Regions from separate parts of the Homo sapiens genome. Here region 2 is linked to region 1. Evidence: chromatin loops called from intact Hi-C (ENCODE). Cell type or tissue: mammary epithelial cell. All regions are shown on one strand. Links, peaks and the distances in the headings refer to the core of each region. The heading gives the core; the rest is flanking DNA.

Region 1 (9,576 bases), core at 833-8,832:
GCCCGGGCGCCTGCTGACTCCCAAAAGGCCCCAGTCTGCAGCAGGAAGACCAGAGGGGGCCCGGCAGCGGCACCCCTAGACAGGACCACTCAGGGGAAAAGAAGGTCCTACTTTGGATCAGGAAAAGGTGACAGTGCCGAGGGTGGGGTTAGGACCCCATTGACACACTGGGGAGGAAGAAAATGAGGGGGATGCAGAGGGAGCCTGGGGGAGCGGGAGCATCTCTCAGAGCACCTCTCAGCACACGGAGACAGGGAAAAGGAGGCTGGGATTAGAGAAGAGGATAAACACTTCAGTGGGGTCAGAAGTTGGAAACCCCAGGGGAGGCCTGCCTGCCAGGATTATGGGGAAGCCCTTGCTCTAGAAGTTTGGGGGACTCCATATAAAGGACTTGCATCACACCCAACTTGTAGATTAATAATAAATATTCAACAACTACAGGTCAGGCACTATGGCTCACACCTGTAGTCCCAGCACTTTGGGAGGCTGAGGCGGGTGGATGACTTGAGGTCAGGAGTTCGAGAGCAGCCTGGCCAACACTGTGAAACAACATCTCTACTGATAATACCAAAATTAGCCAGGCCTGGTGCTGCACGCCTGTGATCTCAGCTACTCGGGAGGCTGAGGCAGGAGAATCGCTTGAACCCGGGAGGGCTGAGATTGCAGTGAGCCAAGATCGTGTCACTGCACTTCGGCCTGGACAACACAGTGAGACTCTCTCTCAAAAAAAATAAATAAATAAGGCCGGGCATGGTGGCTCACACTTGTAATCCCAGCATTGTCGGAGGCTGCAGTGGGTGGATCAGCTGAGGTGAGGAGTTCCAGACCAGCCTGACCAACATAGAGAAACCGCACCTCTACTAAAAATACAAAATATCCTCCGGCGTGGTGCTGCATGCTTATAATCCCAGCCACTTGGGAGGCTGAGGCAGGAGAATCGCTTAATCCCAGGAGGCGGAGTTTGAAGTGAGCCAAGATCGCGCCATTGCACTTCAGCTTGGGCAACAAAAACAAAGCTCCATCTTAAAAAAATAATAATAATAATCATAAAATAAAGATAAAAATTGTTCGGCCGGGGACAGTGGCTCTTGCCTGCAATCCCAGCACTATGGGACGCCGAGGCGGGTGCGTCACCTGAGGTCAGGACTTTGGGACTAGCCTGGCCAACGTGGCGAAACGCTGTGTCTACTAAAAAAATTACAAAAATTAGCTGGGTGTGGTGGTGCACACCTGTAGTCCCAGCTACTCGGGAGTCTGAGGCAGGTGAATTGCTTGAACCCGGGAAGCATAGGTGCAGTGAGCCAAGAGCGCGCCACTGCACTCCAGACTGGGTGACAGGGCGAGACTCCGTCTCAAAAAAAAAAAAAAAAAAAAAGATGAAATAAAAATAAAAATAGAAAATAGCCAACTACAATTACTCAATAGCAACAGAGGGTAAAATACAGGCTCAGAGAAATTAATGCTTTTTGCCTGGTCACATAGGCAGCAAATGACAGAGATGGGACTTCACCTCTGGGCAACTGCATTCTGCCATCCTTCCCGTAGAACTCTGAGGAACCGAGAGTCTTGCATCTTGGAGGATGTTCCAACCAATTTTTTTTTTTTTTTTTTGAGATGGAGTCTCACTCTCTCACCCAGACTGGACTGCAGTGGCTCGATCTCGGCTCACTGCAAGCTCTGCCTCCCGGGTTCAAGCCATTCTCCTGCCTTAGCCTCCCGAGTAGCTGGGACTGCAGGGGCCTGCCACCACGTCTGGCTAATTTATTGTATTTTTTAGTAGAGACGGGGTTTCCCCGTGTTAGCCAGGATGGTCTTGATCTGCTGACCTTGTGATCTGCCCACCTCGGCCTCCCAAAGTGCTGGGATAACAGGCATGAGCCACTGCGCCCGGCCCAATTTTTTTTTGTTTGTTTTGTTTTGTTGTTTTTTTTTTTTTTTTTGAAACAGAGTCTCACTCTGTCTGGCCAGGCTGGAGTACAGTGGCACAATCCCGGCTCACTGTAACGCCTGTCTCCTGGTTTCAAGCGATTCTCCTGCCTCAGCCTTCTGAGTAACTGGAATTAAAAGCACCTGCCACCGTGCCCAGCTAATTTTTGTATTTTTAGTAGAGATGCGGTTTCACGACATTGGCCAGACTGTTCTCAAACTCCCAACCTCCAGTGATACTCCTGCCCTGGCCTCCCAGAGTGCTGGGATTATAGGCCTGAGACACCACGCCTGGCCCCAAACAAATTGCTTTAAGACGAGGTCTCCCTATGTTTCCCCACTGCACTTGAACTCCTGGGCTCAAGCCATCCTCCTGCTGTGGCTCCTGAGTAGCTGGGACTACAGACTCAAGCCACCATGCCTGGCCACATTCCACAATTTAGAGAAAGTCCACAACCTGGAATCCTAGGGAGACCCTGATTCACCTCAAAACTGCCACTAAGGAGGTAAAACGCTGCCCCTCTGAGGCAGGCTTCAGTTTCCCTGTGTGTGAAATTGACCTGGCGCTGGGAGAGGCTGGTGGAGGCGCGGATTTTGCAGTTTCCCTACAACATTCTGGAAGCCTGTGGTTCTGGGAAAGGTTGGCGTGGAGAAGACTGGGAAACAACCAGTGGTCACCAGAGCTGTAGCAACTCTTCCACCTCGGAGCTCTGGGGCTGGGAACCCCAGGCTTCGGGGACCACTGTGGAGGACGCAGGTGGCCCCCTCTTTCCTGACATCTCAGGAGAGGGAGGGGTAACCGGCTAGGGGAAGAAAAGCACAGGAAGGTTATACAGCCAGATGGGGAAGGGGCCAAATCCCTGAACAACCCCCTCCCAGAGTTCCTCTTCAAGTGCAGGGTACCCAAGAGTCAAGGCCCCGCCCCCTTTCCAGAGGCCCCTTTTCTACTTAGGTGATGGCTCCTGGCTGGGATGGGAGGCAGATGGACGGAGGGGAGGGGGGAGGAGGGGAAGGGAGAGGCAGTGGATGAAGGAGAATGGAAGAGATGACATCCCCCTCGGCCCCTTCATCCCATTCAAGTCCCCAAGCCGCTCCCCCCCCACACCTGCACTGCCAGTGCCAACGTCAGAGGGAGGAAGACGGAGCTCGGCTTAGGAGGCTGAGGCCCTGCCCCCTGGGCCACACCAATCATGTGGCCTTCCTTCTCCCCACAGAAGGCCAGACCATGGACACCTCCTGAGCTGGATGTCGTCCCCCATCTTCACTCTCTTTTCTTTTTCTTTCTTTCCTTCTTTCTTTCTTTCTTTTTTTTTTTTTTTGAGATGGAGTCTCGCTCCGTCATGCAGGCTGGAGTGCAGTGGTGTGATCTCGGCTCACTGCAAGCTCCCCCTCCCAGGTTCACTCCATTCTCCTGCCACAGCCTCCCAAGTAGCTTGGACTGCAAGCGCCCACCACCAAGCCGGGATAAGTTTTCGTATTTTTAGTAGAGATGGGGTTTCACCGTGTTAGCCAGGATGGTCTCGATCTCCTGACCTCATGATCAGCCTGCCTCGGCCTCCCAAAGTGGTGGGATTACAGGCGTGAGCCACCGCGCCCCGCCGTCCACCCTGTTTTCTACCAGAGTTCTGATACTGTGACTTTGTATAAAATGGTTTGGAAGCTGGACCCACCCTGTGTGTGTGTGGTTGCCCTGAGCCCACAGAAAGACACCGCCAGAGTGCGGATTGAGAAGCCTTTATTGTGGGAGGATCGGGGTGTCTGAGGGCCCCGGGAGTCGGGATGGACTTGGAAGGCTGGGGGGAGGGGCCTTTGAGGAAGAGGAGGCCTGGAAGCGGGGGTCATCACAGGTCAAGGGGTGGTCCTTGGGACCCCCGCAGTCAGTGGTGCTGCGGCGGCAGAGTGCACATTGACAGCTGAGAGCCACGGCGTAGGAGACCACGGGGTTCACGCCGCGCGGGCAGCCAGGGAGCCGGATGGACTCGAAGCGCACATCGCGGTAGTTGCACACCACCTGAGGCAGGGCCGGCAGGACCCCCTGCAGCACGCGGGTCTGGAAGCCGTGTGAGTGGGAGAATGAGCATGTGCCTGGGGCCAGCGCCTCAGCTGAGCTCCCCAGCTGCCCCCACAGGTCTCAGACTCAGGGGTCCAGGAAGCCCTCTGTTCCTGCCCTCCCACACCCCATTCCGCAGCCCCTGACCAGAGAGGCAGACCACCCTTCCTCCCCCGCTGCCTCTGTGGGTCTGGCCCTGAGGTGGCAGCACCTGCCCGGGCCCCGGGCAGCTCACCATGGTGGGGCAGTAGCCGGCACAGATGGTGGTGTTGACGGTGATGCACACGGGGCAGCCCTCCTTCTCCACAGCCAGGGTGGCATTGATGGGGCGGCACCGTGGCCGAAGCATCTCCCTGGATGCCCATGTCCCGCCCATGCTCAGCAGCAGCAACAGCAGCAGCCCCTGGGACAAGGACACTGCTTCACCCGGGCCTGAGACCACAGCCCTGAGCCCTGGCCTTCCCATCCCCCAGGGTACACCACCCACAAAGACCCAGAGACCCTTCCCGGCATCTCCTATTCAGGACCCACCACCCGGACACCTGCCTTTCAGAGCCCACCCCACAGCCCGAGGGACCTGAGATGCCCCAACATTTCAGATCCCCACCCTCAGGAACTGCCCCACGTGAAGCTTATTGGGGGTCACGCTCCTCCAGAAAGAGGCGTCCTTCCACAGCTCACACTGGTCTGCCCCTTCTCATGCCAGTGATGGCCTGGAAGGAGGTGGAAGGTGCCCAGGGGCCCTGCAGTCTTACCTGGAACATCTCCATCCTTGGTGCGTCCCCTGCCTGGTGTACCTGGCTTTATACCTCGGGTTTGTGGGGGCGTCAAGGCCACCAGGAGGTTGTAGGATGCTGGAGTGAGCTGGACACTAACCCTTCGGGGGGCGAGAAGTAGACAAGGCCAGGGAGGCACAGGAGTGGCTCAGCGGAGCACCCCAGTCCTCTCCCCTCAGTGGTCTAGCGCCAAGGATGAGGCGGAGACCACGGTGAAGTGACCTCTGAGACTCAGTCGTCGAGTGCTAGGGACTAGTCGAGGCTGGAGGCACAGAGAGTAGGGTGTAGGAAGGCCTGCCTCTGCCTATGGTGGGGTCTTGGGAACCAGGAGGAGGCCGTGACCCGAGAAAGGTGCTGGACTGAAGCCTCAACCCTCCTCTACTTGAGCCATTCCTGCACCACAGTCCAACCTAACAGGAGGGGCGCGGCTTCGGACTTAGCTTCTGCCCAGTGAGAGAGGGTCTCCCCGTGACTGTGCTGCCAGGGAAGCCACTTGACCCAGATGCCCCCCAACGAGGGATTCAGCCCGAGCCCCACCTCTCCCTTAGGAACCTCCGCCCACCCTACCCTCAAGCCAGGATGCCCGGAGCGGTCCCCGGAAATGCGTGTGCTTCAGGTGATTTAACTGATTATTGAATAGGCCCGCAGGAGGTGTGTCCTGCCCGCGGGGCCGCAGCCTCGGAGGACATTGTCTGGACTTAGTCCCTTCCCCGCGATCCAGCCGCAGCTGAGTGGGCGTGTCTGGGCTAGTCCTGTCCCCACACTGCGGATAGACTTAATGAGTGCGAGCCCACCTAGGTCCGACACCGCGTAGTGAGCGGCTGCCCAGAGCTCTGCTCCGCCCCCACGCCAGGGGGCGTGTCTGGGGTGGGGCTGGCCCGGCAGGCTCCCACTAGCCCCGGCTTACAGCGGCCTGAGCGGGAGTTCTCGGTGCTGTAGGCTTTCGGGACGCTGTGTATGCCCGGCAGGGGCTTCCAGTGGGGGCCACCCCAAGTCGCCTCCAGCGGGCGGAAGCGGTCGAGCCGGCGGAGCGGGTGCGGCGAGGAGCTGTAGGTTTCCTGAGCCGGAGACATGGCCCGCCGTGCGGCGCTCGAGGCGGCCTGGAAGAGCAGAGACAGGGCTGCCGCTGCGGGTCGTGACTCCAGAGTTGGGGCGTCTCTTCTAAGCTCCAGTAGGTCAGGTAGTCCTTGCGGGGGTATCCGGACGGCTCCGTCCTGTGGGAGCAGGGCGGGATGGTGAGGATACAGCTGGATCCTTGGGGACGAGTTTCAGACCTCGGGATCTAAGGAGTCTGCACATTCAAACTCCTGCATTTCCAGGCGAGCACCCCTTAGGAAGGACGCGACCGGGCACGCGTTGCCTGCGTTCCTGGGTCCTCGAGGTACTTAACGTCCTGGAAGCTGAGCTTTCGCATCCTAGGGAAGGAAACGGGGGCTTTCGCTTCCTTGCGAAGGAGCATGTGGGGGCTCAAGTACCGAAGGAGGCCCTGCCCTCAGATCCAGAATCCCCTCGAGCCGCTGTGCAGGCTTCCTGTCCCTACCGCGGTTCCTGGAGGTGACACTAAGGACTCCTGGGTGCTAAAAGAGGGAGGGGCTGGGGTCTGAACTGTGGTTGTTGCTGCTATAGGAGTCGAGACTGAGACCACCGGTCAGGGAATGGGAGCCAGCCCAGGGGCTCGGCGTGCACCGGCCATGGCGGGGGCTGTGCAGGAGGCGGTGCCGAGCGAGAGCCCGGCTTACTTGGGATAGAACCGAAAGTCCCGCGCCGAGGTGGTCAGATAGAGCTGGCGGCGGTTCAGGACGCCCCGGTCGGATACTGTGAAGGGTGGGCCAGACAGCGCGGGGTTCTTCGTGCAGGCGATTAGAGCCTGAGCAAGATTGGGGGAGGAGGCATACCCAAGACATAGATTTCATACCCCATCCCAAGTCCTGGGTCCCGAGTTCAGAATCCCTCTCCTTCGGCCTCGACAGCCATGACGGCCACGGCCCTCACACCCCGCCCCAGGGTCAGAGCCCTTCCTGCCACCCACGCCAGGGAACTTCAGCTTCCTTTCTCATACCCGAACCCTTCCCAGCCTCACCTCCCTAAATCCAAGCCCTCCTGCTGGTCAAGGAACTCAAATGCAGGCCCCCAGCCACCACAAAATCCCCCTGGTTCTGCCCCCGGTCTCAAGCCTTCTTGGTGTGGCCACTGGAGCTGAGCTGCATCTTGGGCAACAACTCCAGGTTACCTCTCCTAACTCCCACCCTACCACGTCTCAGAATATTCTAGTCTCCTCCCCACCCACAGCCCGCCGTCTAGCTCCGCAGCAGCTTAGGAGCCCTGAAGGCGAGTTTCCAGCCCCTGGTCCTTCTGGCCTGGCGTGGATGCCCAGCCCTTCCTCCCGCTCCTCTAACCTCCCGATCCCGCCCCAGATCCTTTAGCCACGCCCCAAAGCTGTGATTTCCTTCTGGCCCCGCCCCAGGCTCCCGGAGCTCCGCTGGTCTCGCCAGCGCCGGCTTCCACCCAGACACCTGGGAAGGCCCCCCGCGGTGGTGGTCCGAGAGTTGTGAGGGGCTGGGGCCCGACGTATTTGGGGGCGCGCGCGTCCGGGCCGGGAGAGCAAGTGTACTGCGCCCTCGTCTCGCTGCTCTGGTACTTTGTGGTCAGTAGGAGGGTTCAGCTGCGGTGTCTGAGCTGCGGAAAGGCAACCCAGAGACTCATGTGAAGGAGCAGGGGACTCAAATGCAGTCCCCCGCAGACTCCGGCGCTCCCCAAATCTTACCTTTTCTCCTGAATCCTTGATCCCCACAGTCCGCGTGGGGTCTGCAGGCTCTGGGGCTCTGGGCTGGGCGCAGGGCCCGCCATGGGTCTTGGGCACGTAGGCCGAGCCAGAGGTTGTCTCCCATCTGCTGAGGACCTCGTCGAAAGCCCAGATGCGAGAATCCTGCTTTGCAGTCGGAGGTAGAGGGTCCGCGACCGTGGACTGGAGAGAAGGCGCCGCACATCAGCTAGAAAGACTCAGGAGTCCCTATCACCCCCCACCCCAAACTCTGACCTCTTCCAGTCGGCCCCCAGCCCTTTCCTCTGCAGTCCCTGGCATCCAAATTCCCTGGCGCCTCCTCTCTCAGACCCAGGACTCCAGGACCCTCCTCCTTCAGAGAGGAGTCCAAGCTCCCAATCCCCTTTTCTCAGCCCCCATCTTTCTGGGTCCCCAGGCCCCGCAGGGCTTCAGCCTAGGGTCTGCCCACCTGCACCGTGGGCGGGGGGAAGGGTACGGGTGGGATAATGCCATGGGTAACGTAGCTGCTGGTGAGATGCCAGTTGGGCCAGGATTCAGGCATCTCGGTTGCAGAGATGAAAGACCACGGGGGGCCACAGCGCACAGCCAGGGTGCCACTGGCCATGGTTCCACCCCCTCCCTGTAGCCAAGCAGGAGCTGGTTTGTTGCTGTTGCCCCAGGTGACAGAACCCGCCCACCCCAATCCAGCCAATGAAAGGCCTGCAGGCACATGGATGGATGGAGTGATTAAGAGACCCAGAGACAGAGAGACAGGGACTCCAAGAGGGGCACAGAGAAACACGGAGTGGGGGATGGAGAGTCAGAAAGAGGCGGACAGAAGGGGATGGAGAAGTTCAGGATTTCAGAGACCCAGGGGGTGGGGGAGACAGAGACACAGAAAGAAGGACAGAGACCTGGGGGTGTCAGAGATACAGACAGAGACCCCTGCACTGCCCCCAGCACCTCAGGACATCCATGAGAAACACCCCCCTTTGCTCCAGGGTCCAGAACCTCCTGGCTGCTTCCTCCCTCTGCCAGGCCTGCCCACCTCGGGGTAACGATTTCCAGATGTCCCCGGGGCTCCCCAACCCTTCCCGCACGTGCTGAAGGAGTCAGCGCTGGTGTCAGCTGTCCTGCCTGCCTTTGATTTGGTTGAAAACTTCCACCTGGGTAGGCTGGGTGGGGAAAGAGAAAGGGATCTAGAGAGAAGTGCACCGGACCATAGCGAAAAAGATGGGCTTTGATGAGTGAGGAATAAATACAACAAGAAAGGGGAGAGACAGGGAGGAAGAAAGAGACCACGATGGAAAGGGAGCTATTAGTACTACCCAGAGGCGACAGACACTGGAAGTTAGAGACAGAGATGAAGGTGGCAAAAACGACCAAAGTCACAGATGGAAAACAAGGAGACGTAGAAACTGAGGCAGCCACGCCCCACCCTGCCCAGGGGCCTGGTCTGTATAGATGCGGGGAGAAGTTGCCTATGTCCTTTGCTCAAAGCTGGACCTGAGAGAGAGAGAGAGAGTTGGTGGGGCGATGGGTAACATGTGAAGGGCTATTGTGAAGGCCTGTGGTCTGTCCCTGGCTTCCCTTGTCACTTCTTCACTATAAACAGCTTTTGATCACCGGGCGCAGTGGCTCATGCCCGTAATCCCAGCACTTTGGGAGGCCGAGGCATGCGGATCACTTGAGGTCAGGAGTTTGAGACCAGCCCGGCCAACATGGCGAAACCCTGTCTCTACCAAAAAATACAAAAAGTAGCCGGGCGTGGTGGCGCACACCTGTAATCCCAACTAAGGCAGAAGAATCACTTCAACCCGGGAGGTGAAGGCTGCAGTGAGCTCAGATCACACCACTGCACTCCAGCCTGGGTGACAGAGCGAGACTCCATCTCAAAAAAAAAAAAAAAAAAAAAAAAAAAAAAAAAGCTTTTGGTCAAGGCCTCTGACTGCTCAACCCCCATTATCTCATCCTACCAGCCCATTCTGCAGACAAGGAAAACTGAGGCTACTTTCTGCAGCCATGCCCAGGATCCCACTTACCCCTCCTCCCCCATTCAGGCT
Region 2 (9,576 bases), core at 1,006-9,005, 55 kb before region 1:
TTGCTTGAACCCGGGAGGCGAAGGTTGCAGTGAGCCGAGATCGCGCCACTGCACTCCAGCCTGGGTGACAGAGTAAGGCTGTGTCTCAAAAAAAAAAAAAAAAGAAAAGAAAAGAGAAGAAAATTAGCCAAGTGTGGTGGGACACACCTGTAGTCCCAACTACTTGGGAGACTAAGGTGGGAGGATTGCTTGAGCCTGGGAGGTGGAGGCCACAGCAGTCCAGCCTGGGGGACAAAATGAGATCTTATCTCAAAAAAAAAAACACAAACCTGTGGGAAGGAAGGAGACCTGGGGATGGGTGGCCTCGGTTAGCATGCTAGCTTCTTAGGCTTCCTTTTCCTTATTAGAAATTATGAACTATTCCAAAGTGTCAGAAAATAATGTAACAGACATGCAAAGATCCACCATCCAGGATTGTTTTTTTGTTTTTTCTTTTTTTCAAGACAGAGTCTCACTCTGTCTCCCAGGCTGGAGTGCAGTGGTGTGATCTTGGCTCCCTGCAGCCTCTGCCTCTCTCCCATGTTCAAATGATCCTCCTGCCTCAGCCTCCTGAGTAGCTGGGACTACAGGTGCGCGTCACCACGCCCAGCTAATTTTTGTATCTGTGTGTGTGTGTGTGTGTGTGTGTGTGTGTGTGTGTGTTAGTGATAGAGTCTTGCTCTGATGCCCAGGCTGGAGTGCAGTGGCGCGATCTCTGCTCGCTACAACCTCCGCCTCCTGGGTTCAAGCAATTCTCCTGCCTCAGCCTCCCAAGTACCTGGGATTACAGGCACCTGCCACCACGCCTGGCTAATTTTTTGTATTTTTAGTGTAGACTGGGTTTCACCATGTTGGCCAGGCTAGTCTCGAACTCCTGACCTCAAGTGATCCACCTGCCTTGACCTCCCAAAGTGCTGGGATTACGGGCGTGAGCCACCGTGCCTGACCTAATTTTTGTATTTTTAGTAGAGACAGGGTTTCACCATGTTGGCCAGGCTGGTCTCGAACCCCTGACCTCAAGTGATTTGCCTGCTTCAGCCTCCCAAAGTGCTGGTATTACAGGTGGGAGCCACTACGCCCAGCCTGTTGTTTTTTTTTTTTCTTAATAGCTTTATTGAGATAGAATTCACGTACTACATAATTCACCCATTTAAAGTATACAGCTCAGTGTTTTCTAGTATATTCACAGACTTGTGCAGCCATTTCCACAGTCAATTTTAGAACATTGTCGTCACCCCAAAAAGAAACCCCATGCCTCTTACCTGTCACCGCTAATCCTTCCATACCTCCCATCTTCAGTTCTAGGCAGCCACTAATCTTTCTCTGTATATGGATTTGCCTATTGTGGCTACTTCATATAGATGGAATCATACCATATGTGTCTTTCGTGTGTGGCTTCTTTCAGTCAGTATAATGTTTTCAAAGTTCATCCACGTTGTAGCATGTATCAGAACTCCATTCCTGGCCGGGCGCGGTGGCTCACGCCTATAACCCCAACGCTTTGGGGTGCCAAGGCAGGTGGATCACCTGAGGTCAGGAGTTCAAGACCAGCCTGGCCAACATGGTGAAACCCCATCTCTACTAAAAAATACAAAAAAATATTAGCCAGGTGTGGTGGCGGACACCTGTAATCCCAGCTACTCGGGAGGCTGAGGCAGAAGAATCACTTGAACCCAGGAAGCAGAGGTTGTAGTGAGCCAAGATTGCGCCATTGCACTCCAGCCTAGGTGACAGAGTGAGACTATGTCTCAAAAAAAAAAAAAAAAGAAAAGAAAAAAGAACTCCATTCCTTTTTATGACTGAATAATATTCCTTTGCACAAATAGACCCTGTTTTATTTTGCCATTCATCAGCTGATGGACATGTGGGTTGTTTCTATCTTTTGGCTGTTGTGAATAGTGCTGCCGTGAACACTCGTGTCCATGTTTTGTGTGGACCTCTGGGGGGGTCCTGAATTGTCCCGGGTGGTGTTTACTCACCTCCCTCCCCCATGTGAGAAGGGGTGGTAGCTGGCTCCTCTCTGTGGAGAACTGTCAACATGGGAAGCCTCGGTATATTCTTGTTGAATGAGCTCAGCACTTTAGAGTATCACTTAGCAAACCACAGACATTGAGTCCCGAGGTGAACAAGAGAGAACAGGCCGTGCCCTTCATGGGACTCATGTCCACTGGAGCAGAGAATATTGATCCATCCATCTCCCTCGGGAATGTGAGATCACACAGGGAGATCGGGCTCCCAGGGAGGCCTTTCATCTGTCTGAATGTCTAGAGGTCCTAGAACTAGCCTGGCAGGGCTGTTGGACAGAAAGGGCCTCCCCTAGGGGGCAGCACTTGATCTAATTCAGTGAGAGGGCAGGGAGAGCAGTCTGGACTCAGGGGCCAGCATGTGCAAGGCCTGGTGGTTGAGAACTGGGGCCGCCTGGTACAAGGGATGCTGGGAAATTAGCAGGGGCCAGAGCATGTCCAGCTCCATGCCTGCTCCTCATTGGTGTCTGTCCTTATGGAGCTCACAGTTATTAGAAATGGGGAGGACTTGTCTGGGCACGGTGGTTCACACCTGTAATCCCAGCACTTTGGGAGGCCTTGGTGGGCAGATCACTTGAGGTCAGGAGTTCGAGACCAGCCTGGCCAACCCCAGTAGAGATGGGCGAAACCCCATCTCTATTAAAAATACAAAAAAAATTAGCCAAGTGTGGTGGTGTGCGCCTGTAGTCCCAGCTACTCAGGAGGCTGAGGCGGGAGAATCGGTTAAACCCAGGAGGCGGAGGTTGCAATGAGCTGAGATCGGGCCACTGCACTCCAACCTGGGCGACAGAGCAGACTCCGTCTCAAAAAATAAGAAAAAAAAAAAAGAAATGGGGAGGACTTAGCCGGGCACAGTGGCTCACGCCCATAATCCCAGCACTCTGGGAGGCCAAGGCTGGTGTATCACTTGAGGCCAGGAGTTTGAGACCAGCCTGGCCAACATGGCAAAACCCCATCTCTACTAAAAATACAAAAATTAGCCGGGTGTGTTGATGCGCGCCTGTAATCCCAGCTAGTCAGGAGGCTGAGGCAGAGAATTTCTTGAACCCAGGAGGCGGAGGTTGCAGTGAGCCGAGATTGGGCCACTGCACTCCAGCCTGGGTGACAGAGCGAGACTTCATCTCAAAAAAAAAAAAAGAAACAGGGAGGATTTCATTCATTCACCAAATAACCAAATATGTGCTGGACCCTGAGGACCAAGCTGTCGATGAGACAGACAGTCCTTGTCTTCCTGGGGCTCAACCAACCAGCCATTAGGCAGTGACAGGCAAGAGGGGTGGGGGTGACTGGTGCCTGTCCCATCGCCTGCCTGTGAGGGGAAGGAGTGGAAAGGACCATCTCATGGGAGGGACAGAGGAGGGGTTGGTGAAAGCTGGGACCACACTAGTCCTCTGACACATCTTCTTGCACCCCCAGACAGCCACAACCAAAGTCCCGGAGATCCGTGATGTAACAAGGATTGAGCGAATCGGTGAGTGAGTTGGGTCAGGAATAGGACCTAAGCCCTGCCTGCCATGTGCCCTGACAGAGCAAACCTATTGAGGACCCCTAAGATGGAGAGGGAGGTGGCCTGCACACCAACTGTGCCCCCACTACCATTCCCCCACTCGCCCTATCTAATGGGGGAGGAGGATCCTCAGTTCCAGAGTTGGGTCAGATGATGCACTGGGGACCAGGCTGCTATCCTGGCTATCCTGGTGGGGTTCCCGGGTATGTTTGCCTGGAAGTCATAGATATTTACTGGGTGCTTTACTGGGTTTGGCCTCGTATACCCAGTACACACTGTGGGGTGAGTTCCCTGAGGGCAGGGACGAGGTCGTGTCATTCCTAGCTGTGTCCCTAGCACAGGACCTAACAGAGCAGATGATCAAGAGATAACCATTGAATGCACGAGTTTGCGTCCTGTGGAGCCCTCGCAGTAGCCGCATGAGGTGCATATTGTAACTGTTAGCTGAGGGAACTGATTTTCAGGACAGCTAAATCACTGGCCCCGGCTCACACAGAGCAGGAAGTTGAGACGCAGTGAGGCCAGCAGGGTGCGCTCTCACAAAGAGCTTTACCGGCAGGGAAGTGACCGCATTCATTCATGCAGCAGGCTCACTGATTCAGGGCATCCGAGAAAGGCAGTAAGGGCTTCTGGCTGTGAAGATGGGTTTTAGAAGCCCAGTGCTGGATTCCTGGAGCTTAGCTCTGCCACTTTCCCACCATGTGGCCAGGGACTAGTTCCTCTCTGTGCCTCAGTTTCCTTATCTGCAAGACGAAGCTAAGATAGTTTACCTCATCAGTTAATGTAAGATTCAGTAAGGTAGTTCATATAAAGCATTTTGGGTCTGTGTGCCAACACTGTTTCATCTATTAAAAGTGCTGGGGCACTGGGTGCAGTGGCTCATGCCTGTAATTCCAGCACTTTGGAAGGCCAAGGTGGGCGGATCACCTGAGGTCAGGAATTTGAGACCAGCCTGGCCAACATGGTGAAACCTCGTCTCTACTAAAAATACAAAAATTTGCTGGGCGTGGTGGCGCGTGCCTGTAATCCCAGCTACTCGGGAGGCTGAGGCAGGAAAATTGCTTGAACGAGGAGGTGGAGGTTGCAGTGAGCCAAGATCATGCCATTGCACTCCAGCCTGGGTGACAAGAGTGAAACTCTGTCTCTCAATAAATAAATAAATAAAAGTGCCGAGACTGGGTGCTGTAGCTCACGCCTGTAATCCCAGCACTTTGGGAGGCCGAGGCGGGTGGATCACCTGAAGTCAGGAGTTTGAGACCAGCTTGGCCAACATGGTGAAACCCTGTCTCTACTAAAAATACAAAAATTAGCCAGGCATGGTGGTGCATGCCTATAGTCCCAGCTACTAGGGAGGATGGCTTGAACCTGGGAGGCAGAGGTTGCAGTGAGCCAATATCGTGCCACTGCACTCCAGCTTGGGTGACAGAGTGACTCCATCTCAAAAACAAACAAAAAGTGCCAAGTATGGCCGGGCATGATGGGTCACGCCTGTAATCCTAGCACTTTGAGAGGTGGAGTCAGGAGGATTGCTTGAATCAGGAGTTCAAGACCAGCCTGAGTCACATAGTGTGATCCTGTCTCTAAAAAAAAAATAAAAAAATTAGCCGGCAGTGGTGGTCCATGCCTGAGTCCCAGCTACTTGGGAGAACTGCTTGAACCAAGGAGGTTCAGGATGTGGTGAGATGTGACTGCACCATGCACTCCAGCCTGGGTGACAGAGTGAGACGCTCTCTCAAAAAATAAAAATAAAAACATTTTTTTTTTTTTTTGGAGACGGAGTCTCGCTCTGTCGCCCAGGCTGGAGTGCAGTGGCGCAATCTCGGCTCACTGCAAGCTCTGCCTCCCGGGTTCACGCCATTCTCCTGCCTCAGCCTCCCGAGTAGCTGGGACTACAGGCGCCCGCCACCATGCCCGGCTAATTTTTTTGCGTTTTTAGTAGAGATGGAGTTTCCCCGTGTTAGCCAGGATGGTCTCGATCTCCTGACCTCGTGATCCGCCCGCCTCGGCCTCCCAAAGTGCTGGAATTACAGGCATGAGCCACCGCGCCTGGCCAAAAAACAATAAAAAATTAAAAAAAAAAAAAAAGGATGAAGAGCCAAGCACCGCTTGTGAGCTGAGGACCCAGTAGAGACTAGCTGCACCCAGGAGCCTCCCTTGGGGTGCTCACAGTCAAGCACTGGGGTCAGCAAATCTTTCCTTATTTTATTTTATTTTTTTTTTTGAGACGGAGTCTCATTCTGTCCCCCAGGCTGGAGTGCAGTGGCGCAATCTTGGCTCACTGCAAGCTCCACCTCCCGGGTTCACACCATTCTCCTGTCAGCCTTCCGAGTAGCTGGGACTACAGGCGCCTGACACCACGGCCGTCTAATTTTTTATATTTTTAGTAGAGACGTGGTTTCACTGTGTTAGCCAGGATGGTGTCTATCTCCTGACCTCGTGATCCGCCTGCCTCGGCCTCCCAAAATGCTGGGATTACAGGCGTGAGCCACCACGCCTGGACCCTAGCAAATCTTTCTTAAAGGGTCAGATGGTAAATCCTTCCTCTGTTGAAACTACTCAACTCTCCTCTTGCAGTGCGAAGGCAGCCACAGACAGTATATAAATGGCAGTGTTCCAATACAAAGATTTTTTGGTTGGTTTTTTGTTGTTTTTTTTTTGAGATGGAGTCTCACTGTGTTGCCCAGGCTGGAGTGCAGTGGGGCGATCTCAGTTCACTGCAACCTCCACCTCCCTGGTTTAAGTGACTCTCATGCCTCAGCCTCCCGAGTATCTGAGACTACAGGTGCATGCCACCACGCCAGGCTAATTTTTGTATTTTTTAGTAGAGACGGGGTTTCACCATGTTGGCCAGGCTAGTCTCGAACTCCTGACCTCAGGTGATCTGCTTGCCTCTGCCTCCCGAAGTGCTGGGATTATAAGCGTGAGCCACCGTACCCAGCTCCAATAAAATTTTATTTGCAAAAACAGGTGGCTGGCCTCCAGGCTGAGGTTTGCTCAACCCTCATCTAATGTAAAGCATGGGAATCCCATCTTCCCCTCTCGCTGGCTGTGTGGCTGGGGCATGGGACCTAACCTCTCTGAGCTCCCTCCCCATTCATATCAATAGGTTCTGGGACTGTTGCCATTTTGATACTCAGAAGTGCTTTCAGGGTGATAGCAGCCAGGGCTCTTGTTTCATTTTATTTTGTTTTACTGAGACAGGTCTTGCTCTGTCATCCAGGCTAGAATGCAGTGGCACAATCTTGGCTCACTGCAACCTCCGCCTCCCAGGTTCAAGCAATTCTCCTGCCTCAGCCTCCTGAGAAGCTGGGATTACAGTCATCTGCCACCATGCCCAGCTAATTTTTGTATTTTTAGTAGAGACAGGGTTTCACCATGTTGGCCAGGCTGGTCTCGAACTCCTGACCTCCAGTGATCCGCCCGCCTCGGCCTCCCAAAGTGCTGGGATTATAGGCAGGAGCCACTGCGCCCGGCCCCAGCCAGGGCTCTTTTTTTGCAGGATCATATGGAATAAACTGAGAACATGTGGGTGCTGTGTAAACCATAAACATGAAGTAATTGTGATCATTAGCCCTTGTGGTTAGATCTTAGTACAATTATGTGCTTAATCAGGCCTCAGTGACTTTTGTTTAACTAGGATGCATCCTCAGAGCAGCTCCAGTTCATTGAGCATTTACCACATTCAGCCATCTTCCTAGGGAGGTGCCAATTTGGGATATCCTTTCCATGTGCCCCTTCATTCCCCCAACCCCTGCTCCCTACTCCCACCCACCCCTTTGACAAAGAAGGAAACCAGGGCTCAGAGGGGTCAGGCCACATGTGCAGCAAGCTGGCTAGTAACTGAGTCTTTGTTCTTTCCCTTCATGTAGGTGCCCACTCCCACATCCGGGGACTGGGGCTGGACGATGCCTTGGAGCCTCGGCAGGTAGAGCAGAGGAGGCTGGGGTGTGAGGGCCTCTCCATGAAGGTCTTGGGTAGTGGGTACCCAGGGTCCTGGGGAGTGTGGGGACTATGTTACGGTCTTCTGGACCTTTGGCTACATACCCATAAACTTCAACCACATGTGGGTTTTCTTGGTACTAAAGAATTGATTAGGCTAGGTGTGGTGGCTCATGCCTGTAATCTCAGCACTTTGGGAGGCCAAGGTGGGTGGATCACCTGAAGTCAGAGTCAAGACCAGCCTGACCAACATGGTGAAACCCTGTCTCTACTAAAAATACAAAAATTAGCCGGGCATGGTGGTGCATGCCTGTAATTCCAGCTACTCAAGAGCCTAAGGCAGGAGAATTGCTTGAACCTGGGAGGTGGAGGTTGCAATGAGCCGAGATTGTGCCACTGCCCTCCAGCCTGGGTGACATCTCGGAAAAAAAAAAAAAGAATTGGGAGTGGGTAGCAATTGCTTTGCCACCTTAAAAAAAAGTTAGACTGGGTGCAATGGCTCACACTTGTAATCCCAATACTTTGGGAGGCTGAGATGGGAAGATTGCTTGAGCCTAAGAGCTTGAGGCCAGCCTGGGTAACATAGTGACACCTCCTTTCTACAAAAAATTTTAAAAATTAGCTGGACATGGTGGTGCACATTTGTGGTCCCAGCTACTCAAGAGGCTGAGGTGGAAGGATCTCTTGATCCCTAGAGGTCAAGGCTACAGTGAGCCATGATTGTACCACTGTACTTCAGCCTGGGTGACAGAGCGAGATCTTGTCTCAAAAAAAAAAAAAAAAAAAAAAAAAGCAGGGAAAGCTTTTTTGGCTTTTCCTAGAAGTCCCAGCTAGTAATGTCTGCTTCCATCTCACTAGCTTCCTGATGTGGTAGAAATGCCATGGTAGCCCCACAGGAAATCACCTCATGTGCGCCTCCCACCCACAGGCTTCGCAAGGCATGGTGGGTCAGCTGGCGGCACGGCGGGCGGCTGGCGTGGTGCTGGAGATGATCCGGGAAGGGAAGATTGCCGGTCGGGCAGTCCTTATTGCTGGCCAGCCGGGCACGGGGAAGACGGCCATCGCCATGGGTAAGAAACCTCCCAGGGCAGGAACTCTCCTGTTTCCTGCTAAATAACTCCTCCTGTGTAAGTCAGGGTCAGGATGAGCCGCCTTTAACAGATGACCCAAAATGGCAGTGGCTTAAACACTCAGGATTCATTCTTGCCCATGGAAGAATCTAGAGGTAGGCCATTTGGGGCTTATTAAGCAGTTCCAGGAAGTCTTCCATCTTCCTGCCTCACCATCCTCTGCACTTGGTTCCAGTCAAGAGGACGCCATGTTCCAAGAGGGCTGCCAGAGCTCCAGCCTTCCCACTCATAACCCAGGCAGCAGGAAGAAAGGAGTTGCCATGAGGATGAACCCCCTCGAGTTGGCTTCCTTTAAACAGTCATTGGAAATCCTCCATGCTTCTGCTTATATCTCATTATCTCATTGACTAGAATGTAATCATATGATCACACTCTGCTTCAGGGGAGGCTGGCACATTAAATGTTTTTTAAAATTTCATAATTTGGACCATTTTTGCCTTAAGAAAATGAGGATTCTTCTGTTGGGCAAAAGGTTGTTGTAAAAATAAAAAATTAAAAAAAAAAAAACAGGAAAGAAAATGAGGGTTCTAGAACTAAGGAAGAAGGGGAAGGTGGGTATTGAGGAGTCACCCAGCAGTCTTTGTTGCAGTCCGCTAGTGGTTTATGATCTTTTCACTCCCAGCTGTTCCTCTTCTTCCTTGTTGAACTCCTATTTATCCTTCAAAACCCTACTTCAGCATCTCTGCCCCATTGAAGCTTTTCCTAACCCACTGCTCTTCCCACTCACTCCCACCTCTGTGCTGAGGCTGGGGCCAGGCAGGGAGAATCAGAGTAACAGCCAGGTCTTCAGTGAAGATAAAGCAGTGCCTGTTGGGGTGCTCGGACTGGACACTGGGGACCCATAGATGAGTTAGACCAAGGCCTGACTTCAAAGAGCTCCTGGTCTGGAGGAGGTGGTCATGGACACGATCCCTTCCAAGGCGACATGTGTTACAATGCAGGTAGCATGTGACAGAGGAGGCTCCTGACCTTGGTAGGAAAACGGGGCATGTGGTGG

The links. Peaks named below come from ENCODE experiments on the same cell type or tissue, not always from the same donor. Only the 100,000 strongest peaks of a DNase experiment are listed, where the experiment ranks them.
Region 2: a loop joins it to region 1, with 4 times the contacts of the local background. A loop is called at or near these places in 7 of 110 quality-filtered maps.

What each region holds. Positions count from the first base shown.
Region 1 is chr19:49,050,630-49,060,205 of GRCh38, forward strand. It overlaps CGB7 (chorionic gonadotropin subunit beta 7), which reads right to left and starts at 7,120. Exons shown (of 5, transcript NM_001385261.1): 1 at 6,833-7,120; 2 at 6,492-6,619; 3 at 4,732-5,966; 4 at 4,212-4,379; 5 at 3,645-3,976. The coding sequence starts at 4,746. The coding sequence ends at 3,662. It also overlaps the pseudogene LOC100287489, the pseudogene LOC124904739 and a transcript of NTF4 not described here. RefSeq lists enhancers at 3,469-4,019, 4,694-5,547, 5,548-6,400. In mammary epithelial cell, for the core only: a CTCF peak has its summit at 5,598; DNase peaks (open chromatin) are centred at 5,622 and 7,182; H3K4me3 peaks cover 2,293 bases; H3K27ac peaks cover 1,545 bases.
Region 2 is chr19:48,995,900-49,005,475 of GRCh38, forward strand. It overlaps RUVBL2 (RuvB like AAA ATPase 2), which reads left to right. Exons shown (of 15, transcript NM_006666.3): 2 at 3,420-3,474; 3 at 7,380-7,435; 4 at 8,378-8,519. Among named protein-coding and RNA genes, the nearest start is that of RUVBL2, 6.8 kb to the left of the region's middle. RefSeq lists enhancers at 3,873-4,167, 8,429-8,928. In mammary epithelial cell, for the core only: CTCF peaks have their summits at 2,282 (motif pointing right) and 4,030 (motif pointing right); a DNase peak (open chromatin) is centred at 4,045.